Linked DNA regions of Mus musculus: region 2 is linked to region 1. A link is a loop called in an ENCODE intact Hi-C map of the cell type or tissue named here. Cell type or tissue: gastrocnemius. All regions are shown on one strand. Each heading gives the region's core, and the rest is flanking DNA. Links, peaks and the distances in the headings are about the cores only.

Region 1 (15,533 bases), core at 2,670-10,669:
CTGCTTACAACTTCAGAATGCCCGTGCCATGGGAATGCACCTCCTCCTGAACAAAGAAAAATCTTTTTTCAACAGAAAGCAAGTTTAAGTCCCTTTTAACGCACACACACACATACCTGTTCTGAATGGCCTCTCTCCTTTGACATAAGCTTGGTGGAGACCCAGCTCCTCCAGTCATTCACCGGGCAGAAGCTGGAAGTGGAGGTGGGGTATCAAAATAAATACCCCTTGAATTTTTCTAACATCTTGCGAATTCATCTTTACTGGACACTAGTTGCAATAACCAAAACATTATCTAAGAAACTCTATTTCTGTTCATGTTTTTCTTTTTCTTTTCACTGTTTTGAGTTATGGTCTTGCTCCATAGCCCAGGCCAGCCTCAAACTCATGACTGTCTAACCTCAGCCTCCTGAATGCCAGGATTTCAGGTATCCACCATGCTGTGGACAGGCATTTGATTTTTTTTTTAAAGAATGTTTACATAATTGGGTTTGGGACTCCACATCTTAGATGGCTTAGGAAGGAGCACAGTGAACAAATCTGGAGGGAAAACCACACAGATACCATTACCTTCATGGCCAATTCTCACAAGAAAGGTCAAAACCAGAAGACATCATCTCTCACATGCCCACAGATGGCCACCCACCCAGATCTCCCCAGGGCATGGATTCCCGTTGGCTCCAGTTGTTAACTCAGAAGGCAGAATGAGGAGACTCCCTGGGGTAGCCATGGTCCCTGTTTCCCACTGAAGAGTCCTTTCATGGTCCTTAATGATTCTCCTTATGTATAAGTGACCACTGTCCAAACGCACCTAGAATGATATCTGCACCCCAGACATTGTTCAATCAATGTTAGCAGAAAGCTGACTTCATCTTTGAGTTACCAGGCATGCGCCTATCGACCTGGTACTTAGAATTCGGGGGGAAGGCAGTCAAGGAATTGCAGACCAACATGGACTACATAAGAAAATTCCAGGACAGCCTGGACTTGATAGCAAGTGTTCTTGCGAGTGGTAGTGCTCCATCATTGTAACCAAAACAAAACAAACAAAAACAACAAAAGCCAAACCAAAACAAAACAAAAAAACAGGGTGAAAGATTTATTTTGAAGCCTTCTGGTTTCAAAGGGTTCAGTGCATGGTGTCTCTCTCAGCTCCCTCACTCTGGGCTTGAAGTAAGACCACACATTATGGCAGAAAACTTGTGGCACAGCAAAGCCACTGCCCTCATGGTAGCCAGAGAGTGGAGTTAGCAAGTCATAGAGCAGGGACCCAGTACCCTCTTTCAGGGTGACAGTCTAGAAACCTGCTCTCTCCAGCTAAGCTCCACCTCCCAATCTCCTCCAGCATCTGGAAAAGCCAGGGAATAATTAATTTATCACCTGATAAAGCCATTGATTAGGGCTGGGGACGTGTCTTAGGGCTTAAGAACACTTGCTGCCCTTGCAGAGGATCCCAGTTCAATTCCCTGCACCCACCCATACTGGGGGACTCACATCTACCTGTAACCTCAGTTCAGGGGATCTGACATCCTCTTCTGCCCTCTGTGGGCACCTGAACACACACACACACACACACACACACACACACACACAAATAAATAAATAATTTAAATATTTTTATTAAAGTCCTAGTCTTCCTAATCTAGTCTTTTCCCAGAGGCTCACCACTGATAGACACTACTTTGGGGACCAACCCTTCAGCACACGAGTCTTTAGGAACATTTCATATTCCGACTACAGCAGACATTAAGCAGGAGTTAAGATCAGGCTGCCTCGGTTTTCTGTTGCTGTTTAATCTGTATAAGAGGCCAGGATGCTCAAGGGCAAGGCCCACAATCCCTTTCCTGAGACACTGAAATGGGCATCCGAGAGATGGGAGTCTGGGTCCCATCCCACACAGCTGTCTGTCTTTATCCTCTGGGGACTGCCTCTGGCCCATACCTATAAAGTGGTCAATAATTAGTCACTGAGAGGATGAGTCATTGAATTAATCAGTCCAATCCAATTAAACGGGCAAATGAATGTTCCCTCCGCTCCTTTCCGGGCCTCAGTTTCCTCAATACCATATTCCTCATTTCTCACGATGAAGGGAAATCCCGATGGGCGTGTGCAACTCTCCAGAAAATTATGAAAGTCATTTGTTTTCAGTGTGCCCTGCTGGCTTTTTTTATTCCCCACCTTGAGCAAATTCCTCCCTCTTGGGCTCTGCCCTTGCAAACAGCCTGGGAACCACCTACCTGCCCTATAATATCAGCTCTACCACCTCCTGGCTGGGTAACCTGGCAAACTGCTCAACCTCTCTGGGTCTCGGTGTATCACCTATAAGATAGGCACAACACTAGTACCCACCTGATTGATTTGTTGCAAGAAATAAATGAATTAGCACCCACTGGCTGCTCAGAGCAGCATCTGGCATCCCAGTAAGTGCACAGTGCCCTATATGCAGCCCTCTCTGTGGGCTGTCTCAGTGCAGACTGCTAGAGGGTGAGATATAGCCCCAGCAATATTTACAGCTTAAGAGAGAAGTTTTGGGGCTGAGCAATTGAGCAAGTATCTAGCCTGTGGGAGACCCTTAGTCCCCAACATCAGGGAGTTTTTCTCAGAAACAGATAAACCTAAATGGATGAAAGTAATCAAAGATGAATGACCAGGCTGATGTATGGGGGCAGAACAAGCAAGGGAGGCCGACTTCAAAAGCACACCTACCCTACCACATCCCCCTGACCCGGGTCTGTATGGCTCCCTGCGGCTGATGGGAGATAAGAGGAAAACACCTCTTCAAAGAGCCCTGCTCAAAGGTCTGAATCAAAAGGACAGGCTTGAAGATAAGCGGTGGTCTACATTTCCTTCTGTCCCTCTTCCCTCCACATCTCTAAAGGAGATTCCTGGGGGAGGAAAAGGAGTAAACTCCTCCTCCTTTTATCAGGAGCTACCACACCCCCACCCCATCCACGGAGCAGATCCGCAACAGGAAGGAGTTAAGAAGAACTAACTCACTTCGCGCCCTGCCCCACTCCCACCAACGTTTTTGCTGGGTGACATGACTTTCAAACTCTCCCTCCAGCTCTTAGAGCCTATGCCTTCATCTGACACAAGAGATAATAAAACCTGCCCAGAATAACTCTGAACTTTGTTGTAAGCAGAGTAACACAAAAACTCACTTGGGTAGCAGAGATAAGACTCAGTAGGTAAAGGCCCTCGCAGTCCTGCCTAACCACCTGAGTTTGAGATTCAGGGCCCACATGATAGAAGGAGAAAGCCAACTCCTATATAAGGTGTTCTCTGACCTCCACCCACACACTCCTCAAGTGCATGTGTGCATGTGCATGTGCACGTGCGTGCACAAACACACAGGCTAAGGCTGGAGGATTGTTGAGTTCAAGGCCAGTCTGGATTATATAGCAAGATCCTGCCTCCCATAATTGCATGGTGGAGGGAGGGGATGGATCCTTTCACGTGACTATATGTGTATGTGTATGTGTATATGTACATGTCACTTTGTAAACTCCAGTGTCTACCTTAAATTTTTCATGACTATGTTGAAATGAGATATAAATAAGTAGCCCTGCATATGTAAAAACAGACTTACGGCTGGGGTTACAGCTCAGAGTCCTTGCCATGCATGAGTGATGCCCTAGGTTTGATTCCTAACACCAGAAGGAAAAGCTCAAAGAAAGAGGTAAAAGAGAAGGAAGAGGAGGTGGATCAGCCAAAAAAGAAGCCCGTCTAGAGAGGAGAGAAATGACAGGGCACTTACTGCACTGGGTCTTAGGTAACTGCTTACGCTTTCTGGGCTCCTCTGTCTTCCTCTGTGATTAGGGCAAGGGTTCTGCGACAGTGGATACAAAATGTTTAGAACTGTATCAGCTACTGCCCTGATAGCCAAGCACCACTGGAAAGTTAACACAGAGGGAAGAAAAACAGTGTATCCGAAGTCCCTTGGGAGGTAAGACAAAATGCCCTGAGACACCTGCGGTGACTGACCCCTGAGTCCCTTTCATCACAAGAGAAGTCTTCCTGTGAGCCTGGCTGGCCTGACTCTTGCCAGTTCCCTGCCACCAGTCCTCAGTGACCCTGTCATGCCCCAGGCAGTGTCTGAAGCCTGGGGTGGGGCAGCTGAGGAAACCTCCAGAGCCCAGTGCACTGTGCTAACTCAGGGCTTGTGGCCAAGGCAGTAATTGTCAGCTGCTGAAAGATATTAAACGCAGGGAAGGGAAACCAAGTTCTCTACAAGACAGACTTTACGAAGTTCTTACAGCTTGTTAAAAAAAAAAAAATGTAAATAGTTACCCGGTGAGATATTATTTCATGATGTTGCCACTAGGGTTTGAGTATTATGCATGCGGTGATCATTCAGGCAATTCCGCCCTAGCAAGGAGTGAAAAGTGCCCATTACCCTTCACAACAAATCTACCACCTCTTGCTCTCCACCTGACTCAGGCCTTTTTTTCCTGGGTGGCAAATTTTATGTAAATTGAAGTCTGTGAAAAAAAAACTATAAATATCCACAATTTTCTAAAGGCTTTTTTTTTTTTTTACAATAGCTTTTGAGGGACTTTTTTTTAAAGATACATTGGACTGGAGCCCGGAGGAAGGTCTGTTACCAGTTCCGTGGAATTCCCAGTCTAGGCTGAGATCTTTGGGATCCAGACATTGATGGGTGACGCAGTTACCACCTAAACTCTATTTAGCGACGACGTTCCCTAGAGGCAGAAAGAACACCAAATCCCAGGCCTCCTTTACCTGGGATCCTTTGTCTCAACACTCCACATGTGCTGTCTGCCTCTGGCCTCCCGGGACTGGGATGGCCACTCTCAGATTTTATGCATGGGGAAACTGAAGCATATTGGGGGAGGGGGAGACAATGTACCCAGGGTCACCTCAGCAGCAGCGTGCCTTAAAGGCCTGGTTGCCAGTGACCTGACTCCAGGAACTTCAGGTAAATAACAGACCCATTCCTCACTCATAGCTCTAGCTGGGCTGTTTACAGCATCCAATATTATTTAAAGCACTGCATAAAATCAAGCTCGCTTGTAGTTCCTACTAGGGAGATCTTGAGTCCTAAACCAGGCTGAGCTACATAGCAAGACCCTGCGTGCTAGACAGAAAAAGGACTAACAGGCAGCCCATTCTTCACTCCAGTGTCCTAGAAACAGCTTCAAGTAGCTCTAGCCCTGTCCTAGGTAAACCACTGCTTGTCATTTCCAGGGTAACCAGCGAAGGGCTGACAAATGAGGTCCTCTGCATCTGCCACACTTCTGTGAGGGAAGGACATGCGCTGTATGCCCCTGCACTGCAACCGGTTTTTTTTTTTTTTTAACAGGGTCTTTTTTTTTTCAACCACATTCCTAAGGCAATGCTCTGCCCACAGCTGGCCCTCAGTAAACACGGGTCCGGGTTGATTAATGAGTCATGTTCTCACCCAGGTGGCAAGCCATTCCTTTGAAAACTGAACTTCCTTTTAGGCGGCTGAGGCCCAGTGTCGTGCTCTGTATGGGGTAACAATTTTGCTAAGTAAATGTCAAATCGCAATCTCAATACTCTTCTGCAAGTGTTTTAATTAGGCCTTGGGCCTAGCTCACGGTGTTTTGGTTTTTTTTTTTTTTTAATTTTTCTCTCACAAGGAAACTGGATCAATCCAATCAAGGAAGCTCTCTTGTCCTTACCAGCACCCCCAAGGAGTTGTCCCTACCCTCTGTGTGTGCTGTGGAGTGTGTGTGTCCTACATACTGTACAGGAGCAGGAAACAGGCCTGGCGTCTGGCACCTGGCACCATTAGCCCTGTCCATGCTAACTGCTCTGAGCTTAGAGAACTAAGTTTCTTAAAAGGACAATGTATCATTCCGTGGGGAAATCGCCTGCACCCTAGCCTGCCCAGCCGGGACATCCTGTCTGCTCCCCTTCTTCCTTTTGTTCATTTGACATCTTTCTACTCTCCAAATAAAAATACTCCACCGTCCTTTCTGCAGCCTCCTGCCCTCTCTTTCCCACCCACATTCCTAAGTGTCTACTCTCTTTCCCTCTAACTTATTTCCCATTAATCATTTCTAACACACATCTGCTCTGCTCCTAGAATGGTTTCTAGGCTGGCTCTCTCTCTCTCTCTCTCTCTCTCTCTCTCTCTCTCTCTCTCTCTCTCCCTCCCTCTCCTCCCACCCCGCCCCCAGCTGGACTGGTTACAATAACCCAGGAGACTTTTGTCTCTGTCTCCAAACTCTACCTTCTTCCCAGTTTTTCCTCCAACATATCCACAAAGGCCATCGCTTCTACAACCCATCCTTCTTCCACTCTTTTCTCTCCCAAAGGCCAAAGGCCTGGGTTAAGTTGAAGTAACCCTTCAATCGCGGTGGACTGTGTTTGTTGGGAGATAGGGTCTCACTCTGTAGCACAAGCTAGACTGGAACTCACTAGGTATGCCAAGCTGGTCTCAAATTCATGGTGTGACTCTCCTGCCTCAGCTTCCTGGGTGCTGCATTTACAAGAACGAGGCTGCAGACCCAGCTTGGAGTAGAATTTTACAGATAAGTGTTCGCAATGACCATGAGGTCAGAAGGCATAGGCTGGCATGAGCTGAGCTTATGGGAGTTGCGGGAAGAGAGTAAAACTTTGTACTATAAAATAAATGAGAAAATCCTCCTCCCTTCCATTCATTCTCTTGCCCCTCCTGCTGCAATATGGACCATATCATCAGAGTCAGGGCATCTCTGGCTATTCACTAAATTTATAAGATCTAAAGAGAGGGAAGGGACAGTCGGGTAATTTCTGAGAAACCTATGCACATTTATTTATCAAACCTTGTGGCTCCAGGGAGAGTTTGAGTTCTGTGTATGACGGATGTGGCCTTGGAAGCTGCCTGCCGCCTTCTCTCCTGCACATCATGAAGTTCATGATTGTTCTATGATTCGCTCCTTCCGCTCACTTTGACGACCCCTTTGGAATCTCTTGCTCTCACGTTGTGTTGAGTCAATGATATCAGAGTCAGGGAAAAAAAAAAAAAAACAACCGTGAGTCAGCATCAGGCAGTCAGAACCAGATAGTCCTGGGTAACACTCCTACAAAGTCAGAACTTGATGGTCAGAGTGACTGACAAATCACGACTGGAAAAGGGTATTCAAAAGGAACAGCGACACCAGCGCGCCTCCACTGGCCACTGAGGGCACGCAAAAGTGGTCACTCCAGAGCTGGGGCACAAAGGACCAAGCTCAGTCGATTGAGCCAAGGATCTAGAACTTTATGGTCAGGACCATGACTATGTAAAAATCTCTGCCAAGTGTAAATACGTACTTTTTCCGGAAGGCTTGGGGGAATCCGAGAGGGTACTGTTATTATTAATAAAAAGGTCTTATTTCGAAATTTCGCCGGAGGGGAAACCAATGGGGCAGTCTCTAGAGTTTGTGTCGTCCTGCAATGCTGAGACCCCCCCCCTCCTCTAGGACATCGGCCTCTACTTTGATGCTACCTCCAACCACGTCGCCGCCAAACGGCAGCTCAGCTCGTCACAGCACAGTGAGGTAGCTTTATGACTTTAAACGGGACAAGAACCCTGAAACACACCAAACACGATCTATAATTCAGAGCGCCCCTGGGGGCGTTCCAGGAGCTTTGAGGTGACGCTTCCTGGCCAGGGAGCCAAACCTTCAACCACGCTTCACCTAGACCGTCTCACCGGGAAGGGAGTCCTTCCACTTCCAGTCTGACTGGACAGGCTCAAAGTAGTTGGAAGGGCTCAGGCAGCGCCCAGGGAATAGTGGATGCCCCCAAGGCTTCGGCGCTTCCAAGTGAACACATCCGGGAGAGGCCAATTAGGGGAAAGAGAACCGGCCGAAGCAGCTCGGAGAAGCTGCCGAGCTCCCGAGGCGTAGCCCGCCCCCCGGCGGTCCCGGGGAGAGGCTTGGATCCTAGGACCGGAGCAGGCGCCCTGCGTTCCCACCCCGGTCTCCACCCTAGACACTAGTGGGAAGCAGCAGGCAACAGGAGAGGGCACAGAGCCCGTGTCCAGAAGTCCCGTCCCTTGGGTGACCCGTGGGCTAGGGCAGCCGGGCACAACCCGCAAAGGGGAGCAGATCCAGCGCTGGGCGAAGGCCGGGAGGCGGCGACCGGCTAGGGCGCTTTAAGACTCTCCCCGCCCACCGGCGGCGCCCGCCTCCGCCCTCCGCTCTCCCCGCCCCGGGGTCCGGGAGAGAGCTGCGATTGGGCGGGCGCGGCGATCCCTTTGAAGTGTGGCTGCAGATCGCGGCTATTTGACGTGCAGCTCGCGGAAGGCGAAGGTTTTTGTGTTGCTCGCCTGGGCTAGCTGCGGCGGCGGCGGCGGCGGCGGCGGCGGCGGCGGCGGCGGTGGAGGAGGGGAGGCGGCACGGAGGCGCAGCGGCTGCTGCACGGCGTTCGACGCAGCGGAGCGAGCCCACCCGCCCCGGGAGCTCGCCTCCCGGAGCTTCCCCTCCCTCCCCGCCCCCCCAGTGGCACTGCCTCCTCCAAATGAGCGATTCGCCCGCTGGATCTAACCCAAGGACACCCGAAAGCAGCGGCAGCGGCGGCGGCAGCAGCAGCGGCGGCGGCGGCGGGAAGAGGCCGGCGGTGCCGGCAGTGGTGTCCCTCCTGCCCCCGGCGGACCCCCTGCGCCAGGCGAACCGGCTCCCTATCAGGGTCCTGAAGATGCTGAGCGCTCACACCGGTCACCTCCTGCACCCGGAGTACCTGCAACCGCTGTCCTCCACACCCGTCAGCCCAATTGAGGTCAGTCTCCGGGCGCTGCCCACCCAGAACTGAACCCCACTCCTCCACCCATGCTGGGCCCATGGCTCTGCTCCCTCCACCACCCCCCACCCCACCCCACCTCCCGTAGCGACGCGAGGCCCGAAGCTGGCCACGCAGGCGGACCTCCTGAGGAGGGACGGAAGGCAGGAACCAGACACCCCCCTCCCCGCCCGCCCAGGTTCTCCCTAGACTCATGGGTGGAAGGGTTTTGCCCAGTCGCCCTTTGGAGCTGCGTGTTTTCTAACCGACTGGATTTGCTCTTATGGTGCCCAGAGTCCTTTACTTTTCCTCTGGCCCCTTAGAGTCCTGTCCAAAGACGGCTTCTGGGCCTCCCTCGCCTCCACCCGGTGTCCCTCTGCATCTTCCCCCGTCTGTTTAGGGGCACAGTGCAGACAACCAGGCACTCGGGATCCTGGGTCTTTCTTCATCTTACTTCTCTGGGTGTCCTCCCCGGGAGGGAGGGAGAAAGGGAGGGAAGGAGAGAGGGAGGGGCTACTCACAGGGCCAACTGCGGCTCTGCCTTTAGAAGGCGCCTCTCCCTGCTCTTACACCGAGCGCCATCACCAGAAACCCGTCCCAAACGAAGTTCTCCCAAACTAAAGGCTTAAGTTTTTCCCTGGCCCAAAAAGATGGGAAAATTATCTGGAAAGGGGCGAATCACCATCCGGATTACAGAGAAGTCACCTTTAACCGGGAGGGCTGTGGTTGAGCCATTTCTCCTGCGCGCCAGCGCCCATGTCACACTCGGGGACTAACCCACAAGGCAAGTGTCATTCCGCCCAGCTACTCGGCCAGAGCCAGGCCCTCCTTCCGTGACCCTCCTCGCTCAGCTCCCTTCGCTCGCCCACAGTGCTCGGCTCAGCTTCTCCGCGCGCGCTTAGTGAGTCTCCCAGTCTCACCCCCTTCTCCCTCCCCTTTGCCACTGTCTCCCGCAGCTGGACGCCAAGAAGAGTCCTTTGGCTCTGCTAGCCCAGACCTGCTCGCAGATCGGCAAGCCCGACCCGCCGCCCTCATCCAAGCTCAACTCCGTAGCGGCGGCGGCGGCCAACGGGCTGGGATCCGAGAAAGACCCGAGCCGCTCCGCCCCCGGCGCCGCCTCCGCGGCCGCGGCGCTCAAGCAGCTGGGGGACTCCCCCGCGGAGGACAAGTCGAGCTTCAAGCCCTACTCTAAGGGCTCCGGAGGCGGCGACTCCCGCAAAGACAGCGGCTCCTCGTCGGTGTCCTCCACCACCTCTTCGTCCTCCTCGTCCCCCGGAGACAAGGCGGGCTTCAGGGTCCCCAGCGCCGCCTGCCCTCCCTTTCCCCCGCACGGGGCATCGGTCTCCACCTCATCAAACTCGTCTTCTCCCGGCGGCTCCCGCGGAGGTTCACCACACCACTCAGACTGCAAGAACGGCGGCGGCGGGGCCGGCGAACTGGACAAGAAAGAGCAGGAAGCCAAACCCAGTCCCGAGCCAGCCGCTGGGAGCCGAGGTAGCGGCGGGGACTCGGCTCACGGTGGCCCGGAAGCCACCGCATCGGGGCGCAAGTCAGAGCCGCCCTCCGCCCTGGTGGGGGCGGGCCACGTGGCTCCAGTGTCACCCTACAAACCAGGCCACTCGGTGTTCCCACTACCGCCCTCCAGCATCGGTTACCACGGCTCCATCGTGGGCGCCTACGCCGGCTACCCGTCTCAGTTCGTTCCTGGCCTGGATCCTAGCAAGTCTGGTTTGGTGGGAGGTCAGCTGTCCGGGGGCCTGGGCCTGCCACCAGGCAAGCCCCCCAGCTCCAGCCCGCTCACGGGGGCCTCCCCACCCTCCTTCCTGCAGGGATTATGCCGTGACCCCTACTGTCTAGGAGGCTACCACAGCGCCTCGCACCTCGGCGGCTCAAGCTGTTCCACTTGCAGCGCGCACGATCCGACCGGGCCCAGCCTTAAGGCCAGTGGCTACCCTCTGGTGTACCCGGGGCACCCCTTGCAACCTGCGGCGCTCTCCTCCAGCGCCGCCCAGGCCGCTCTCCCGGGCCATCCTCTCTACACCTATGGCTTCATGCTGCAGAACGAACCGCTGCCACACAGCTGCAATTGGGTGGCGGCCAGCGGGCCCTGCGACAAGCGCTTTGCCACCTCTGAGGAGCTGCTCAGCCATCTACGGACTCACACAGCCCTGCCGGGCGCAGAGAAACTTCTGGCCGCCTACCCCGGGGCGTCGAGCTTGGGCAGTGCCGCTGCAGCCGCTGCAGCCGCAGCCTCTTGTCACCTGCATCTCCCCCCGCCCGCTGCCCCAGGCAGCCCCGGGTCGCTGTCCTTGCGGAGTCCACACACTTTGGGGCTAAGCCGATACCACCCCTATGGCAAGAGCCACTTATCTACAGCTGGGGGCCTGGCAGTGCCGTCCCTTCCCACAGCCGGACCCTACTACTCGCCATACGCACTGTATGGACAGAGACTAGCCTCCGCCTCTGCGCTTGGATACCAGTAACCACAGCTCTGGCCCCTCCCAGCCCTTCCCCACCCACCCCTTCCTCTCACGTCCCACTGCCTTCGACGCTGCAAGCTCCACTACCGCTTACCCCTACCAGGATCCAGCCCAGCCCCTCCCCCACCGGACTGTGTATTTATTTACTATAATGTTAGCTTACAAGCTGGGAACATAAGTGCATTAATGACCACATGAGTCAGTGGTATGCAAAAAGTCTGTCTCCCCCAAATAATAATATTAACCACCCAGGTAACTCCATGATTCCCCCCACCCCTCTCCCTTCTTTTGCTTATTTTCTTCTTCTTGGGTATATGTTTTAAGGCTTTGGGTTGTTTGATTTTGACTGGTTTGGTGTTAAGGAATGAAGGAAGAGTTGGGGTCCTACACTTTCAGTTTCCCCCATCTTGGGAAGTCTCTTGCATGAGTCTTAACTGTTAAAACTGCATATCTTCCCTTTTCCTTCCCACCCCATCTTGTTTCATTCCATGTGAAGTTTTAATTCTTTTTTTTCCCTTTGTACAAAAAAAAAATGTAACAATTTGGGGGGGTTCAAGGGGGAACAACTTGGTGGCTGGAGGTCTTGAGCTCTGATGAACCAGAATTCTGTTGGGCTGTGTGGTACTACACAACAAACCCCCCTCCCCCCACTTCCCACATGAGCACTTGGTTCTAGGCCCTGAGCCCCCAAATCAAATCACAGCCTTGACCCTCCAGGGTGCTCAGTTCGGGAAGTCCCTGTGCCACCAGCAGTGACCCAATGGCCTCCAACTGAGCCTGCCAAGACTTCTACCTTCCTGGCCCCTCAGGGACCCACACCTTGCGGTGCAGTCAAATTGCCGGCTGACAGGGACCTGACACATCCAATTAAATGTCTTAGAAGGCCCCGCTGGCACGAAATTGCTCTTTATATTTTGTGAAGTACTTTATCGTTACTATTTTATTTTTTCTCTCCCTAGTTGGGACTGTGACCCGCCCCCTCCCCTGGCGATAGGGGTGGGGTCGGGGATCCTTGATGGATCCCTCCAAAGCTTACCAGTCCTCAAGTCAGCAGACCAGACAACTTTAGGAGCTCTGTTGGGGGCAGGCTGGGGACTCAGGGAGCCCTAGGATCAGAGCACTCCCTTCGCCATGTCCCAGACCTGAGCCAGCAATCGCCAAAGCTGGCATTAGGTTTCCGTGGGTTCCTGCGGTGGCTAGGATTAAAGACTTAATACAAGTCTTCTCCCCAACACCTTCCCTCCCTCCCGGTCTTACGCAGCAGCGCTGGGGCTTCGGGCCGGCCTCGGCTGCGGGGCCTCTTGTGGGGTGAACAGAGCTCTCCCTTGCTAAGACTATTTTGTTAATAAATGGAATACTTGGCTATATTCACACCGTGGTGTGTTTCTCTCTTGCTTCACCCATGGTCCCACTTCCAGACACCTAAGTGGATACCCTTGTTTTGTTGAGGGCTTTTTTTTTCCTTAAAAGCTTAAGGATTTTCTTCTGAGACTGCGGTTAACCTTTCTTCTAGGAGGGGACTTAGACCAGTGTATTACAAATTACATAAAACCATCTTTACACCCCACCCCATCCCCCCAGTTTAATTGTTTGGCTCCCAGGGATACTTCAAAGGCCTTGGCATTTCCTGGGGGCAAAGTGGAGCGAGGGCGCATGTGAAAGTGGATCTTTCTCTGGGCGGGAATTCAAGGGCTACAGGATAAGAGAGGGAACCAGGAAGGAGGGCTAAAGCTAACTTCCCCTGAAGCCTTCCTTCTCCTAAGCCCGGCTGGAGGGTGAGCAGAGACGTGCCTCTGGCGCCATCTAGTGGCAATATGGAGGGCAACAGGCTCAAGGGCCTCAACTTGTTCTAGTCTGACCTTTTGCAGTCCTCAAGATTGAGGATTTGTTCTTGATGCTCCTGAGTAGAGGTTTCATGAGGCTTGGAGGCTCTTCTTCCAACTCTGTGTTATCAACCTAGGTCCTCTGCGACTCGGAACCGGTTTGTTTTTGCTGAGAATTCTCAGCAATGATACATGACCCTGAAGCTGTTCTGACATCGGGAACACCAGATTCTAAGACCTGGTTTCCTACCCGATTTCTTGTCCTCTCACAGTGGAAAACAGATGCTGTTTAGTAGGGTGTTGGCCCAGTACTTGCCTACTGCGTGGAATACCCAGGTCCCCAGTCACCAACTGCCTAGTGCCAGTGTGGACTGACTCCTTTCCACTGGGGGGCAGCCATAGCAGCCGTGCAGCAGACCCTGGGCTGCCAGTTCCTTCAGACTGTGCGCACACACTGCCTGGGTGCCACCGGGTGGGTGCCACCGAGCTTTGGATCTGTTGTTGCTGCGACGCTTTGCCCTCTTCGGGAGGGTAAACTACTTAACAGGTAGTTTGTACCGGACAGTCTTCCGGCTTCGGAAGCTTGATAGGTAAGAGTCCACAGCACAAGATGGGGTATGGGGTACATTCTCTATCTATATGTATCAAGTGTTCACAAACTGAACCCTTGGTTGAGGCTCCATGGAAGGCCGCGCCACTCTGGACTCTTCAGTACAACGCGCGCACATTTATGTGTCCCCAGATCTGTGTATCTAGGCAAAATTCTTCGTCAGTTAAGAGACGATCAAGTTGTTTTGTTGTTCTTATTTTTACTCCGTATCGGTGCTGGCCACTTAATGACTGCATGTCCCAGGGAAAGTAGCCTGGGCTGCTGGCATCCCTGGACTCCGGGAGGACATGAGTCCAGGGCAGACTGTGACAAGCAGCAGTGAGAGTCACCCTGAGACCAGCCCCAGGTGGGCATGGGGAGTTAGTGGCGTTCAGTGATCCACTCTACACGCCTAAAATGCAGAACTACCTCTACCTCTCTCTCTCTCTCTCTCTCTCTCTCTCTCTCTCTCTCTCTCGCTCTCGCTCTCGCTCTCTCGCTCTCTCTCTCGCTCTCACTCTCTCGCTCTCGCTCTCTCTCCCCCCGCCCCCTCTGTTGTTTTCTTTGCAATTTACTTTTTCTTTCTCAGCTTCCTTTCCTCCCAATTTCCTACTTTTTTTTTTTCTGCAGACACCTGTATGTTTCTTCCCCAACTCCTGTTAAAATGAACCGAAAGGGCTCCTAAAATAGAAAGTCTTTGGGTTTTGTGGTCGATAGCTCGTCCTCCCTGGGAGCACAGAGACTTCTTTGGTTAGGAAGGGAGATGAAAAAAGACCCTCTCCCTAGGTGATAAGTCCTCTATACTGAAAGGAAGCATTGCTAACAGCTGCTTGGTCTTCACCTTTGGCGTGGTTTAAAAAAAAATTGGAAAATGATTGCACTTGGAACTAGGAAGGGTTAGCTGAGCCTGGTTGAACTAACCTGCCCCAAAACACCATGGTAACCAGACACCTTCCCCCACTTATAAACTGAAAACTTTCCTAAGAAGTTGCCCATTGTAACATTGGTGGAGAGTTTACTTTGTTACTTCCATTGCTTGATTCCCACTAGTTGCCATTTTCATAGAGAGGGATCCTCCCCACCTCCAACAGCTGCCTATTTGTATAGTTAATATTATCTGACAACTCCCACCTTGTATTTCTCTACCTCCTTTTCTCCAAATATCTCCTCCTCCTCTTTCCCCTAAATCTCCCCCAGGCTCCAGAATGGGACCTGTGTTCCCAGGACAGCAGGGTAGAAACCACAAAGCCGGGACCTGAGATACTGACACTGGCTGTTCTTGGCTCTGGGTTCTATTTTCACACGTTGCTGGGTTATTTTTGTGGTCCTGAAGACAGCAGAGAGAAGAGAAGGAGAAAGAGGGGGGAAGGCTTGCCCCAGATATAGGCTTGACTCAAACAGAGTTGGGTGTGTTTTATCCCCCACAACTATACCCTATCTTCTTTGAATTCCACCATTCACCATTCGTAGACAGCTCTGATCGCCTTGCCCAGTCCGTCCAACTATAGTGTATTTGTATCAGAGCTAACTCCCTTCTGATTCATGTCGGGGTTGGGTAGAATTCGTCTTGCAATAATCCCGAGGTCTGCACTTTATTAATCATTCCGTAGGGGAAGCTGCACTCCAGTTTTCTGTTTGATTCGATTTCATTCATCCTGTCTTTTTACAGAATAGATGGTCGAGTGCATCCGATAATGTATGGTTTAATTTGGAGCACTGTGGGCTTGAATTACCATTTTCATAATGTGCTGTGCATTAATGTGTTACATCATTTATAAAGAGGAATGTGCTAGATTTCAAACTTTCTCCTCAAAGCCAAAGTCACCTGAAGGAAACAAAGCTCAGATCACATCTCCTCATCTCCTCCCTCCTCCCTGAGTAACCCCTGCCTCCTCCACAGGGTCACAT
Region 2 (15,533 bases), core at 2,481-10,480, 86 kb before region 1:
CCAACAGCTAGCAAAGGCCCCAGCCCAGCATCCAACAGGCTTTGGATTAGACTTCAGGGATTCTCAAACTGGGGGCTGGAGACCCTCTCACGTGACCCTTTCACAGAGGTCACCAAAGACATCAGAAAGCACCGATATTTACAACTCATAACAGTAGCAGAATTACAGTTATGAAGTAACCGCAAAAATAATTTTATGGTTGGGGGTCACTACAACATAAGGAACTGTATTAAAGGCTGGGAACCACTGCCTTTGGGTGTAGGAAGTTCTGAATGTGTTTACCTGACCCCTAATCATTTGTCTATGTAGGAAAAGATACACAGGACCAACACACACACACACACACATTCATGCACACATGTTGTACCCCTCTCCTGCCTTCCTCTGTGTCTCCCAAAGAAGGGCCCTGGGCTCCAGAAATGATCTAGGGATGAAGTGGCCGCAGTGGCTCCTAGGAAGACAGCTTGTTGGCAGAAATGGAAGCGGGCGGAATAGAGGACATGTTTTCCTTTGAGGGCCAAAAAGCTGTCAAGCCTCTTCAGCTGCCCTGGGACCTGACTGCCACCAAGAGGGATCAGCAGCCCAGTCTGTCCTGATCTCAGCTTCTAGCTTCTACCTAGAGAGCTGCTGCTCAGCCTTGAGCTCCAAGAGGTTTGAGGAGTGACCGTGGCCTTTGTCCTCCAGGGATAAAGGAGTCCAGGATGGGAGTCAGGTTATCTTCGTCCCTAAAGCCCTTGATGGCTGTGTGGGACCAAGAACCCTGGGGCCTAGAGATCCTCTGCTGGGGAAAATTCAAGGTCATTTGTGGAAGAGAGGAGAAAAGGGGATGGGCCGAGTCTGTGGAGCGCTGCCCTCGGAGTCACCTGTTTTTCTAAACATTATCCCCCTGTTTCTCTGCACCAGGATTTAGAGAGAAGAAAGGAGACCGAGACACTTGGAGCTGAGTCAGAAAGGAAGTGTGTGTGCCCAGCAGCCCTGGGGACTGTTATCCCTCCTTGCTGTTGATACTGTTGCTCTGAGTGACAGGGCTGGTTGGCTGCCTGGCTATGTTTTGTCCCTGCCCCCTCCCCCTTTCAGAACGGACAGAAGGCCAAGAGTCTCTACCTGTGTCACCAGTCTCACAGTTCTTCCCCTTGTCTTCAACTTGGCCCCCTCTGGGACAGCAGGAAATCCACCGCTCTTGCTGACTGAAGAGAAACCCCCAAGGGCATGTGCTGTGGTGCAGTCTGTAACCTGTGGTCTAAGAGCTCAAGGCCAGCCTGGGCTACATAGTTAGAGCCCCCCCCCCAAAAAAGGAAAGGAACCCTGGAAACAAAGCTACATCCAAGGCCAAAGAGGTTGCCTGAGATATCAACTCCCAGCCAATGCCAAAATCTGTTCTTTTCAGGACGGCAGCTTCTGCCATGTGCAGCCAGAGCCGTAGAAGAGCATTCTCTGAACAAATCCAGCAGGCAAGATCTCCGCCCTCCGGGATCCGGAGTGCGGAGAGACATCAGGAACTCTTGCAAAGAGCCCTAATAAACGTATAGCTACTCATCGTGCCTAACCAGCCAGGCGGTGGCCGACGAGAGGAAGAGAAATACATATTTGCTGAGCACCAAATTGGGTCTAATGACCCTGGCCTGTCTCACAGGGTCATCTTGAGAAATTGCTGATGTCTGAGGAAGAGCGTAAGCAGCTGTTCTCCATTTGTGCTCAACAAGAGAAAGGGGCCTTGAATTACAGCAGGAGGGAAGCAGGTTAAAACCCTCAGAAGAGCTTCCTGGCTCAGAGGCTTGTCGAGAGCACGGTAGTGCATTATCACGGGATCTCGGTAGACAGCCTCTTTCCAATGAGACTCTGAAGGGGAATAAGGGTGATGATCTGCCAGCAGGCTGCATCCGGAAATTTATTAGGTCATTGATCCTTTTTTCCTGGAGCTTTGGACTGTGTGCCCGTGAGCCCGGGCATTGCTGGGCACTAGATGACTTTGACAGCTCCTACCATCAAAAGAGCCAAGTATGGCGGCGCACAGATTTAACCCCAGCACTTGGGAGGCAGAAGCAGGTGGATCTCTGTGAGTTCAAGGACAGCTTGGTCTATGTAGTGAGTTCCAGTTTAGCCATGGCTACATTCTAAGACCTTGTTTCAAAAGAAGATGCTGGAAAAGAGAATCCCCCAAGGGTATCAGGGCCAACCTTCAAAACTTTGCTAGCAGTATTCAACCATAATAGGGAGAAGAGCCAGTAAGGAGATCAAAACAGATATTTAGAAGGCAACAGCCAGGAGTATTGCCCTTCAAGTCAGGTGAGCTGCCCCACAGTGCCAGCATGGGCAAACAGGTCTCTGGTCCTAACATGTAGAGTGAAAGGGAGACAACATAATCGGAGCATGTTATTGCCATGGAAGAATCCACCCATTTTACAGATGGGAAGGCTGAGGCCTGACCATATAGGCATGGGGCTTTACATAGTTACAGCTGCGTTATCTGGAAGAGGAAAATCCTGGTTAGGAGCCTGATGTCACTCATCAGCTCAGCAACCTCAGGAGAATCATTTAACAAGCTGCAGCCTTCCTAAACTTCCGCAGCATTGAGGAAGTTAAACCTCACACATGGGGTGCTGCCATCCACTCAGGGCCATAGAACAGTGACTGCTGTCCCACAGTCCTCGTTCTCTATCCTCTAGCCCTTCCTGTCAGCCTGTCTGCTGCAGGAAGTCGGTCCTGTGGATTCTCGGGCCACCAGAAACAGCAAAGCTGCCTACCAACACTGCTGTTTTTGCAGATTAGGAAATGGAGAGGGTGCAATCAGGCAAGCATGCTTGAGAAGGGGGACAGATGATGAGGCTGAGGCCAACTCTCTGTTGACCTTCCAAAGCAGCGGGTGTCTTCTGGGATCCCTGGCTAGCAGGACAATGGACTGTGCATGCACCTGAAAGCACAGTGGGACAAAGCAGGTCGTTGGCCCTAGGTCCTCAGCAGCCTCCATTTCCACAGGCCCGGGGCACTTGGCAGGTACCACTGAGCTATACCCCTAACCTTTGATTAACACACACACTGGAGGATTGCCACCATCCAGGGATGGAGGGCATCTGTTGGACAGTTTGCCTTCTCAGCCCCACCCTGAGATGGTCCTCTGTCTGCTCAGCCTCCTAGAACAAGACACACAGACACTGTCCTGAGCAGCCCTCCTTCCTGAAGTTCTGGGTGAGCCTTCCCAACTCAGTCAAGACATTCACAGTTACACATTTTACAGAGACAGAAATTGAGAGTCAGTGACGTCAGCCAACCTACCCTAGATACACAAGGAGATGAAGTGGCAAATCTAGAGAGTAAACCCCAGACCCTGAAGTTCTAAAGCCTCTGTTTTCCTGGGACAGCACCCCCAGTTTCCCATCATGCTTTTCTCTCCCAGTGCTTTTGAAGGTGCTTTCCAGTTTTGTTTGGTTTTGTTCTCTTGCTTCTTTACAGTTCCATAACCCCTTTGACGACTTTGCTTTGCTTCATTTTTTGGTTGTTACTGGGTTCTTTTGCAGTATTGAGATGGCCCCAGGACCTTGTGCGTGCTAGGCAAGCCTTCTTTCTGCCCCTGAGCTCTATGTCAACCTGGATTTCTGAGCTTCCGGGTCTGGCCTAATGAGTCCTCTGACCATCCCCTTACTCACCAACAGGATACTGCTCTGTCTACTGCATCACCCTCCGGGTCTGAGATACGCTTGCAAAATTGTTCTCTCTCAAGGGCCTGCCCATCCTAGGAAACCTGCCCTGTTTAATGTTGAGACACCGTCCCCACCCCCACCCAAGTGAGGGCCCAGGCTATAATGCCAGGCCTCCTGGAAATACCTCCAGGTTTTCAGAGCAATGGTAACACAGAGCGATTGACCTTCACTTTCCTTTTTCTAAGCTGAGGATATAAATGGGCACATCCCTAGGCTCTGTCTGCAATCCGATGAGTTAACACGGCAGAGTCTACTCATGGTTACTACACTGCACGTTGCTGAACAAAAGCAGATGCCTACGGGCCTTCAAATTTTTAAGTCACGGGACAGAAACCCAGTCACAGCTCAGCAAATTCTAAGACAGAAAAAGTAACTTCCTCCCAAAGTCAGAGTTATACCACGGAGTGTGAGCGTACAGCCCTTGAATACCTCTAAGGACGGGGACCTCACTGCCTATCAGGGAGATTATCCCACTATTAAGTACATTTTATTTTGTTGTATCCTTCAATCTGATACAGCTTCCACCTCCAGCCCCAAGTCCTGCTCCCTCCCCCTGACAGCTGAGGTCCACATTCTTCACACTCTACCCTGGGCAGCCCCGGCTGTGTAGGGTGATTCAGAGTGGTTTCCAGGGTAATGGAAACAAACCTGGCACATTCCTCTCGGTGCCTGCACCTTCCCTCTCCAAGCCTCAGGGCCAGCATACCAGTAAGCAGCCTTGCTGACAACTCCCAGGCCACACCGTTCAGCCTGGGGTGGGGCCTGGTGACAAAGCAGAGCAGACAGTAAGCTTCATGGATGTCCTCAGAGCACGTCCTAAATCAGGGGAGGGAGCTGCCTAGAGTCTGCCGTAATGCCACAGGACAGTCAGGGGGGCTGGGTGCAGGCTTATGGGTGTGCATCTGTAGGAGACATGAAGATGTCTTCAGGCCATTTTTAAGGGCTTCCAGTTCGGGGTTAAGTATTGCTATCTTGCTCCGTTCCTTCATGCAAGGAAAAGTTGATGGGAGAAATAAGACTTGCAAAGCTTGATGTGAATGGGGCTGGCAGACTTTTATGGTAGGGAGGGAACATACCAGGGAGACTGAAGTTTCTGGCAAATGAAAGACAGGGCATGACGGGTCAAGTCTGCCAGTCAAACTCCTCCGCCTCTCAGCCTGACTGCAGAGATTAAGGGCGAGATGACTAGAACTTGATACAGGGCCTGCCACACACCAAGCACTGCCCCTAAAACAACCTAGTTGAATTTGTTCAATCCCACCCACATTCTGAGAGAGGTGGCTGTGATCCTCATTCACAAATAAAAAGATTGGGTTGGAGAGAGGGGCTGCTGTCTGCCTAAAATCACATAGCTAGAAAGTGAAGTATCAAATCATTCCTACTGTAGGACCAGACCACACTCCCTCCTGGTGCTATACATGGCCTGAGGGCCCTAGCGTCAGGCTAGAAGTTAGTCCAAATATGCATACACATGCACGTGAGCACACATGTCTGTAGGTTCACAGAGTCTAGCCTGAAACCAGGGCCTTGGAGCAGGCTGCAGGAAAGCAAGCTGCATTGAGGTTAGGAACCTCAATGGGTTTCAACCAGTCCTTATACTCTGCCTTTCAGTTCCTCTCTGACCTTCAGTTCCTTCCTCTGTCAAGTGAAGGTACCAACACCCACCTTTCCTGTGTCTGGGCAATGAGTCACTATTTGTAAATAAGTCACAAATGTGGAGGAGCTGCAAAGAGTCTAGACAGGCCATGAGAGGCCAAGGCGTGGATGAGGAAAACCTTGGCTCAGTGTACCAACACACCTCTGTCATTACAGCCTTCGGGATGCTGAGGCTGGAGGATCTTGAACTCACAGCCCAGTCTGGGAAACAGAGTGACGTTTATCCCAAAAGAAGTGTTTTTAAATGGGGGGTGGGGGGTGGGGGGCGGGGGGGTGGCAGTGTTTCCAGGTGAAACTTTCCCAGCCTTTCCAAGGCAAAACAGGCTGGAAAACAGAAAGAAAACCAGACTGCGGTCTTCAGGGCTTCTCTGGGGCAGTTCCGGGTTTTCCCAGTTGTTTAGAGGTGTTAGGCTAAAGGTTCTAGGCTGCTCATTATTCCCTGAATCACTGTGCCGAAGGGCAGGGTGGACAGGGTCCAGCCTCCTTCCCGCTGGTGGCCTCAGAGGAGTCTCAGGAGTAGAAGTGAGCCCAAGTCACTGCAGCGCGTTCTGCAAAGGAGATGCAGGCCTTCCATGAACGACGCGGCGAGATTTGGAGGGAGGTGGTACTCTGTGTCTGCAAGAGGGCAAGAGAACAGACCTACAAAGAAGTGGCAGACTTTATCTTCCACGCCTAAGGCCCAAGCCCCATCACACATCAACATGTCTGTACCCAACGTGTGAAACACACCTCCTAAACAGAACTGTTTTCATTCCGCAATTAGGCTGGAAAGAGAGAGAAATAGAGAGACAGACAGACTCCACTGGTATCTGGCAAATGCCAGGGGTTCCTCTCTTGCTAGACGCTCAGGGGGCCTGCTGGTTTATCAGCAAGGATCTGGGATGTTGCCTTCCATCCCACTGTGGAAAGAGACAGAAAACCTACATGCAGCCAGCTCAGCTGCTGTCACCAGACACCTGCCATGAACAGGTCCCCGGGGAGACAGGAGGATGGATTGCTGCAGCCCCTACTCAGGGGATTGGCTGTCAAGTCTAGGTGGGGGTAGAAAGTAAACAAATCACCCTGGTAAATGGAGTTGTGGTCAGCCCTAGCATCCAGCGAAGTGCTGCAGAAAGCTGGGAGAGAAGATTGTGCCTCAAAGACAAGAAACGTGTCTGGGTTTCTGAAATATTCATCGAAAGCCTTAAAAAAAAAAAAAAAAGGTCATGGCCTTTGACCTTGAAACCCAACTTCTAAGGATCAGTTCTGAGGACATCTTCAGAAGCGTGCAAGAAGATTCATGTGCAAAGTCATATTTGTGCTGTCTACATTGCGGAAGAGCCCAGGAAACAAGGCAGGTCATGAGTGCAGCCTATGAGAGCCAGGCACAACAGGGAAGGTTTTCAGAGTGAAGAGAAGGTGCGAAGATGTTTGTGGCAAACCTGAAAGAAGCCAGACCCTCCACTCAGAGGAAAAGCATCAGCAAGGAACGTGACAGCCAAACCTTGTGGCTTTCAGGCTCGGGCTGGCCTCTGAGGTCCACGCTAAGGCCTCGGGAAGTGGAACAATAGAACATGACTGTGTTTTCCAGAAAAGCACACAGAGGGTGTGTGTTCTGTCCACAGTGTGTACACGTGTTAGCATGTACTTGCAGTGTGTGCGTGTGTTCACATGCATTTGCTCATTTAATCTTTCCCATCTTGCGATTAAGGAAAGCTGAGACCCAGGCTGAAGTGCAGCTACTAGAAAGCAAAGTCATTCTACTCGGGGACATTAACCTAGTGCCACAGCTGAAGAGGACTGAGTGAGGCTGTTAGCAGCCATGACCAAGGTCAGGTAGGGAAACAGAGGGCAGTGCTACCCACGGAAAAGAAAGGCCATATCAGTAGGAGTCGGTGCTAGATGAGAGTGAGGAGGTGTGGGGAGGAAAATGGGGAAGGAGGGGTCAGGAATAACTCCTGGACCTCTGGATTGCACTTCTCAGATTTGGGGAAAAGCATCAAACACATAGATGTGCAAGCTATATGTGCACCCACGACATCAATGCCATACAAAGGCTTAGAGTGTCTATTAAACAGAGGATGGACAAAGATGCAGGAAATCAGTGACAATGGCTGTTTGGAATGGGATGATGGTGGCTTCTTTTCTTTTCTTTTCTTTTTCTTTTTCTTTTTTTTTTTTTTTTTTTTTTTTTTTTTTTTTTTTTGAAACAGGGATACACTATTTCCCCGATCCGAGTAAAGCTGTTTCTGCTTCGGAATGACGGGTGCATCTGTGTGTGCAGTGTGTACTTGACTGCCCTCCGGCTGCTGTGTGTTCACAAACCGCCTCCATCCCTTCCAGGTCTTCAGGCCTAGCAACACTTTCTTGTCCCCGAGGTGGGTAGGTGGGCAGTGATAAAGAAACTTCATCCCCCTGAGAACAGCGTAATGTTCTCAGCCCAGAGGCTTCTATAGAGACACCAAGAGTAGGCACACCCTGCACTCCACTGAGAAGTCTGCATCCCAACTGGGTTGGACCAAGGTCATGATTTGGAGACAGCCACGGGGATCTTGGAAATAAAGTCGGATCCCTGTGAGGCTCAACAAGGGGTTCAGAGGAACCCCTGGAAAAGACGTTCCACCACCTGGCAAGGGTCAGAACGATACGGGATATCTCCATGACATTTGAAGAACTCCTTCTGGGTTCTAGAAAGAACGGTAGCCACCACAGAGTCATCAGACTCTAACTCACAGTCATGCCAGGCGATAATCATGACAACCAACTCCCAGGGTCATGAGGTCAAACAGCCCTGAGTGGGGACCACGGGGCCTGGCACACCACTAAAGCGTTATCTGTGACATTCGTAGTCATGGTTAAATATGTGAATGGGACAATAACCTCTTAAATAACTGCTTGTCCATGTGCCCTTACAAACACAGCACGCTGATAACTACAGCTGAGGACCATCAGTCACCTACCAAACGATTTCACTGGAACCTTGTGTTCATTAATTACTTCATAACAAAAACAAGCTAATTTTTACTGTCCAGTTCTTACAGGTGATAAAAGTGAGTCCTGAGTGTCCGATTGTCTCCTGGAGACATACATATATTAATAAGCAGTGTTTGAGGCCCAGTTCTGAGCCAGATGCTCCTCCACTGGCCATGCATGTCCCCAGGACACCCAACATTCATCTACTGAGCCATAAGCTCGGATTTGTGCACTTCCCATAAGGCCATTGGTGAGGGAGTCGCTAAGTAAAGAATCAGGTAGGCCAATAAAATAGGGCTCTTCCCTCCAAGCATGGTGGACCATACCTGTCATCCCAGCACTCAGAAAGCTGGGGCAGGAGAGCCTTGAGTTCCAGACCAGCCTGTGCTACACCTAGCAAGACCTTCTCTCAACGCAAACCGAAAGCTAGCATACATACATGCTTGCTTTAGTCTATATTATCCCCTGCTTTTGGCTGGGGCTGAGATCAGAACCACTTGTCTGCTAGCCTGCCAGAGCTACACCATGCCCTGAAGACCAGCCGCCTTAGCAGATCCTAGGTCCAAGAGCCCCCAGGCCATTGTCATGTCAACCTGGCAGAAAGAGGGGAAATATATGCACAGGGACAAGGAGGGGAGATGAACACTAAACCCCAGCTCTGAGATCTTCCAAACCTCATCTGATCTCAGCCAACTAGCCTGTCCTCCGCTGAGGCCACAGGCTGCTGCCAGCCCCGGCCTGGCTCTCTGCCAGCCTTCAAGTGTCGCCTTTAGCTTGGAGAACTCAGCAGCTCTGAGGTACTGACCTTCCTGCCAGAGCCATGGCTGACACCTGTCACAGGCTTGAGTACTAACGACAGGCCCGAATGAGTGGCATGGAGTTTAGCAGCTGCACGAGTGGCGTGCCCTTCGAAGGTCAGTGGTGCACATTTTCGCAGCCTCGGGGGAGCACAGGGGCGGGGCCCATCACCCTTCAAGTCAAGCAGGTGGCTCCATTACTTGCACTGAAGGCTCCCCCAGTCAGACATGTAATTGACATCCCTCTGGGATTTTTTTTTTTCTTTTGTTCTATGGAACAGAAGGAAGAGAAGAGAAAGGAAACTGTATTTGCCTCTGGTAGACCTGCTGACCTGCCCAGGACAGTTTCGTGGGCCCTCCTGACAGTTCAGGAGGGGGCTGTAGATCCCAGGGGGTTCTTCCTCCCACCAACCGTGAACCCTGCCCCACTCGCTCCTGGAGGCTAAGTCCACATTCTGTGCTGAGCTCCAGAGAGCAGCTTGTCCTGCTGGACACAGAGGCGGCCTCTGCCTTCCCTCCTGCCCAGCTCCCTAGATCTTTTAATCCTTTGCTACAGTGCCTCCTGACCGCCCTCAGAAAGCCACCTGTCTCTACCCAGGGGCTCTGAGATGTCATGCCAGAGCACAGGGAAAATTTAACCTACAGGTTTTCCAAAAGGAGAGATCATCGCCAGGATCAAAGTCCGAGGCTGGTTGGGAATGGACTAGATTGCAAGAAATGGCTATCTATCTATACAGTGCTCTCTGCGACATACACCCTTAGGGAAACACTCCTAGACCCCTGGAGGATGCCTGGAACTTTGTTTCCTACATGTGTACCTATGAAGGTCTATAGATTAGGCACAATAAAAGAGGGAAAAAAATACAGTACTATTAATTAAATAGAACAATGACAACATTCTATAATAAAAGTTATGAGAATATGGGAATTCTCCCTTTCTTGGTCTCCCTCTCTCACCGTCCCCTCTCCCCCTTCCCATGCTTTCTCCTATGATGGTGTGAGGTGTCACGATGCTGAAGCTGACCATAGATAGCCAAAGCCTGAAGTCAAGGACGGTAAAATCAGGGATAAGGGGACCACTGTAGAGGCCACATGCATGAAGGGTCCTTATAGAGAGCAAAGCATGATCGCTTCCCTTCTGGTTTGCTAGGGGTTAGGAAGAGTCCAGATTGTTGCACATTCTGAGCTGGAGACTGGGAGAGAAAAGCTGTGTCCGTGAAGAGCCTCAGAGACCCTGTTGCAAAGGATGTGGTGAGAGAGGTAGAAGCTGCTTGGGCCAAGGGGATGGCTCAGCTGGTAAAATATTAGCTTACAATCAGGAAGACCCAGGTTCAATGCCCCAAACCCATGGGAGAGTACCATGCTGCGGCACAGATCTGTAATCAATGCACTCCTGTAACAAGATGGAATCCAGAGACAGGGAAATTGCCCATGTGCTCACCGGCCAGCTAGTTCAAGGTATAAAGAAACTGCAAGGGAAGAAAACAGCAAGTCTTAAAGGCTGTCCTCTGACTTGCACTCATGAAACCTTCAAAAGGTCTCTGGGGGTACTGGTTACTTCATGTTGTTGTTCCTCCTATGGGGCTACAAACCCCTTCAGCTCTTTGGGTCCTTTCTCTAGCTCCTTCACTGGGGACCCTGTGCTCAGTCCAATGGATGGCTGTGAACATCCACTTCTGTATTTGTCAGGCACTGGCAGAGTCAGCAGACAGCTATATCAGGCTCCTGTCAGGAAGCACTTGTTAGCATCCACAATAGTGTCCAGGACAAAGAGTACACATGGTGGGACTCATGGCTCCAGGTGCATATGTAGCAGAGGATGTTCTAGTCGGTCATCAATGGGAGGAGAGGCCCTTCCTTGGTCCTGTGAAGGTTCTAGGCCCCAGTGTAGGGGAGTGCCAGGGCCAGGAAGTGAGAGTGGGTGGGTTGGGGAGCAGGGGAAGGAGGGATAGGATAGGACATTTGAAATGTAAATAAAGAAAATATCTAATATAAATAAATTAATTAATAAGTAAATATAAATGGAAAACAATTAAAAAAAGAAACCTTCACAAGGATAAACACTAAATAATTAATCAAATATATATATATATATATATATATGGTTTTTTTTTAAGATATGCAGGTGCCCCAAGCTCTGGGGAGGATAAGTACTCACTGGAAAGGAGGCACCCAGATATTAAAAGTTTCAAAGATTCGTATGTGAGGCAGTGGGTTCAGTGGAAGGCCCTGTGAGAGAGAAAAGCCCAAGAAACCTAAGACCACCTCTTGAAGACTACCTCTCCGTGGCCCAGGAAGTGATCCAAAAGTCAGAAGGAGTCAACAGAAATATCAGTTCTGCTTCAGGAAAACAGGATGGGTATCTGGGGGAGGGGGGAGGAATATCCTGACGCTGATTTTTTTTAGGGGGTTGTGCGTGTGATACAAAGTGGGTGGTGTTATTATTATAAAACGATGTCAGGAATAGACCACAGGCCTCCAAGCAGATGCCAAGGACAGATGGAAGGCTGACAGTGTTTCCACCTCACTTGATCCCGTGTCCCAGGATCCCCCCTGAGCAACCCCAAGGGGCCCAGGCAGCTAGCACTTCATCGGCAAAGTAGAGGGAAACTGTGACTGAGAATCTGCAGAGTTTAAAGACAACTTCCTTCCCACCAGGCCTCTCAGGTGTCCCCCTTACCTCTCGGGGGCACTGTTCCAGGTGGGGACAGCTGAGACTGCAGCCGAGTTGATCAGTTCACCTAGACACCAAGTGTCAAGGGCAACGAGCATCCCTGGCTGCACGGGCACTGAGGACATTCGAAAGAGTTCAGAGATGTTAAGGGCATCTCCTGAATCACACAGCTAGATAAGTGTTAGGAACATCTCTCAAGCCAGGCTTTTAGGTTTTGTTTTGTTTTTGTCCCAAGACTGTAAGAACTGTGTTTATCTTCTCTGGTCGGATGTGGATAGACTTAGAAACCAAGAGCTTGAAGATGCTCCAGCAAATGACCCAGCTTGGGAGTGGAAAGAAAGTCTAGCTATTTCACAACCCCTCTGCCCCTCAAGGGCTGTCAAGGAAGGCAGACCCTCAGTCTAACTGTGAAGCTCTGGGAAGGCTTATCCCAGTGTGAGGAGCTCTACAAGAGGAGAAGGGAAGTCCGATTGATAACACTTCCCCGGCCATGAAGAGCGGGTACCCAGGGAAGAACGGTGCATTCCCATCTCATATATTTCATGAGAAACAATAACAATTGGACATGTCGTTCCCTAAAACCAGAAACTCAAAGCAATTTGAGATGAACTTTCAGAGTGATGAAACAAACAGCCACGTTCATGTTACACACCAAATAAATCACAACAAAGTGAGAGTCGTAATTCCCAAAAGTACACAGAGAATTGATTTTACTATGACACTTATCATGATGAACGGGTACAACCCTGCAGGGGCCACCTTAAGTGGCTGTTAGTTAACCCCTGTTCTCCCAGACTAGCCCCTTCCTCTGCTGGGTCTCCAGTGGCAAGAAGGCTAAAGACGCAATCCCCTTGACTCTGGCTTGAGAATGGGCCCGCTCTACAGCCCGCCTGATGCAGGAACCCCAGCAGCTCCCAAGCCTGCTGAGCCAGAACAGGCTCCTATCTGAAACAGTGACTAAAAGGATGTCAGTTCACTGGCTGGAAAAAAGGGAAGAAAGACCCAGTATCTTTCATCAGTAATGGGTTTCTTCTTATGGCTGTCTACATGCTAGGGAACATTGCTTATCCCCAGGTGCCTTCTTGAAAGCCAAAGAAGCCTAATTACCCAGAGGCTGGATCAAGGTCTATCTCAGTGTCTAAGTTAGGGTTTCTGTTGCCGTGAAGAGACACCATGGCCACAGCAGCTTTTATAAGGAAAGCGTTTAATTGGGGCTGGTTTACAGTTTTGGAGGTTTAGTCTATTATCATCGTGGCGGGAAGCACGCTGGCAGGCAGGCGGACATGGTGCTAGAGAAGGAACTACGAGTTCCACATCTGGATCTGCAGGCAGCAGGAAGAGAGGGAACCACGGGAAATGACTGAAACACACTTCCCTCCAACAAGGCCACACCTCCTAATAGAGCCATTCTCTATGGACCTATGCGTGCCAATGTTATTCAAACCACCACACTTAATGATGTCGAAGTGGGTTCTCTTTCCAGCATGTTCTATTTCCGATGAGGCTGATAGGACCTTTGTACCTACCTTGCATTGGAATTCTTTGTCTCATTCATTCATTCATTCATTCATCCACTTCTTCCAGCCTTCAGCAATTGTTTAAGGGGTATCCATTAGGTATCAGAAACCGAGATGAGATATACTAGAGAACAAAATGTTATTGACAGACTTCTCATCAAATACAGGGCAGCAGGAGGGTGGGGAACAGAAAATTCACACCAATGAAAGAAAAAATTGTAACATCGTTCAGAAAGCCATGCCGCATGCCTGAGCACTTAAGAAAGCTGGCTGTACCAGCAAGCGCAGGGCAGGGAGGCGAGGAGCCTGGAAGGTTAAGGCTGAACTGGCAGTTCTCAGATGAGATGCTACTAACCAACCAGTGGGACTAGAGGGCAATGGAGCCAGGGCCTGGAGGTAGCCTGCTGAGTCAGAGCACAAAGAAGAGGTAAGAGATGACACGTGTGGGAGGCAGGGAGTTGAGGAGCTAGCTGTAACAGCCCTGTCAGGAGTTCCCTCCATCATGAAGAGACTCCAAATCACTGCCGGAATAGGGAGAGAGCCCAGATCTGTGTCTCGGAAGCTTCCTCCGAGTTCAAGGGCCCCATCTGGTCCCGTGGAGGCCAACCTTGTTTGCAGACTGGAAGCCGAAAGAGTTCAAGGTTTTCTGTCCTTTCGGAGCAGAGGTTCCCAACCTTCCTAATGCTGCGACCCTCTAGTACAGGTCTTCACGTTGTGGTGACCCCCAACCACAAAATTATTATTTTTGTTGCTACTTCCTGACTGTACTTTTGCTATTGTTGTGAATCGTAACGCAAATAGCTGATATTCAAGATATCTGATACGCAACCCTGGCGAAAGGGGTCATTTGACACCCTCCCCCAGAAAGGGGTTTTGGACCCACAGGTTGAGAACCACTGTTTGGTGCTTTAGCCTTCTACCCCAACTGTGGCCAATTATCTCGCTGGCTGGCTGCTGTAAGAGGTAACGAGTGGAGACAGCCGACGATATTCCATAAAACAAGCTGCAAAAAAGCAACTTGGGACAAAATTAAAGGGAGTTAATGAAACACAAAATAAACAGAGCTAATGTCATCAGCAGAAGGTTTTGATCCAGTGTCACATGAGCTGTTCTGTCTTGGGTTGTTTTTTTGTTTGTTTGTTTTGTTCTGTTATTGTTTGAGTTTTTTTTTTTTTTTAAACATGGTATGGAAGTCCCAAGCTGCCTCTTTGTAGGTATGCAACCTCTGACAGAGGTTTGGGCTCTGTTAAGCTGCACTCCTTGCTTGGGTTCTAACATGTTATGAGCCCCCCCCCCCTCCCCGACATGCGGAGATTCTATAAGTGACTCACACATTTATATCAGATACTTCAAGCTCTTCAAATTTATGGTCAGCCCGGCTTCAAAGGACAAGAAGACCAAAGATGTTCTGAGCCCCAGACTGCTCAAACATAACCTCCCTCTAGCGCCAGGAAGCCGGCACATTGGTGGGGTAGGGGGAGAGGTGCTTGAAAAGAAATAGCCATCACAACTTGTCCCGCAGAGATAAAGATGAGGTGTGATAAGCCATGACTCCAGCCACCCAACAGTCTATAAGAACGGGATGGGGAGGGGGAGAGTGGGGGGGGGGAAGTGTGGGGGGTCACCACAAAGCAGTCCTGTTCTTCTCCCTTGAGTCTTCCAAATCGTCAACGGGAGTCAAACCAGAAGGGAGAGAATTCTCAGCTGTGTTCTCCTGACCCAAAGAAGTTTAGTGAGGGACAGTTAGCAATGACCATTGCATAACCTCCCACTCCTAGAAACAAGTCCCCCACGCATGCGTCTGAAACAAAGATTTTCAAATTTTAGTAGTAAGGTATGTAAAAAGTTAAAGGTCCAAGGGAGGGGTCACTTTCCCAGTCCCCCGGGGAATTAGCTGTGCACCCGTGAAGTCAGGCACAACTTTTGTAAGAAGGCAGTCTCTCCTGCTGTTTCTCTGGTGCTCTGTAGTCCAGGCTAGCTGGCCCATGAGCCTGTGGAAAACCCTCCCATCTCTGCCTCCCATCTTGCTGAGACAGAACAGGGATACAGGCCTCTGCATCCAGCCCTTTAGGTGGGTTTGGGGACCTAACGTGGCTCATCAGGTTAGCAAAATAAGTGCTTTAACATGGAACACAGGGCCCCCAATGGAGGAGCTAGAGAAAGTACCCAAGGAGCTGAAGGGGTTTGCAACCCTATAGGTGGAACAACAATATGAACTAACCAGTACCCCCAGAGCTTG

The links. Hi-C counts contacts between places; a loop is a spot of excess contacts. Peaks named below come from ENCODE experiments on the same cell type or tissue, not always from the same donor. Only the 100,000 strongest peaks of a DNase experiment are listed, where the experiment ranks them.
Region 2: a loop joins it to region 1, with 2.3 times the contacts of the local background. A loop is called at or near these places in 9 of 42 quality-filtered maps.

Annotation. Positions count from the first base shown.
Region 1 is chr8:26,968,879-26,984,411 of GRCm38, forward strand. Zfp703 (zinc finger protein 703) reads left to right here and starts at 8,458. Exons shown (of 2, transcript NM_001101502.1): 1 at 8,458-8,733; 2 at 9,690-12,584. The coding sequence starts at 8,476. The coding sequence ends at 11,216. Gm39150 (a long non-coding RNA gene) reads right to left here and starts at 7,037. Exons shown (of 4, transcript XR_001778540.2): 1 at 6,795-7,037; 2 at 117-192. In gastrocnemius, for the core only: CTCF peaks have their summits at 7,149 and 7,873; DNase peaks (open chromatin) are centred at 4,089, 7,154, 8,169, 9,240 and 2 more places; H3K4me3 peaks cover 3,692 bases; H3K27ac peaks cover 4,333 bases.
Region 2 is chr8:26,882,947-26,898,479 of GRCm38, forward strand. No RefSeq gene overlaps it. Among named protein-coding and RNA genes, the nearest start is that of 2310008N11Rik, 66 kb to the left of the region's middle. In gastrocnemius, for the core only: no CTCF peak of the experiment used is centred there; DNase peaks (open chromatin) are centred at 6,285 and 9,062; H3K27ac peaks cover 862 bases.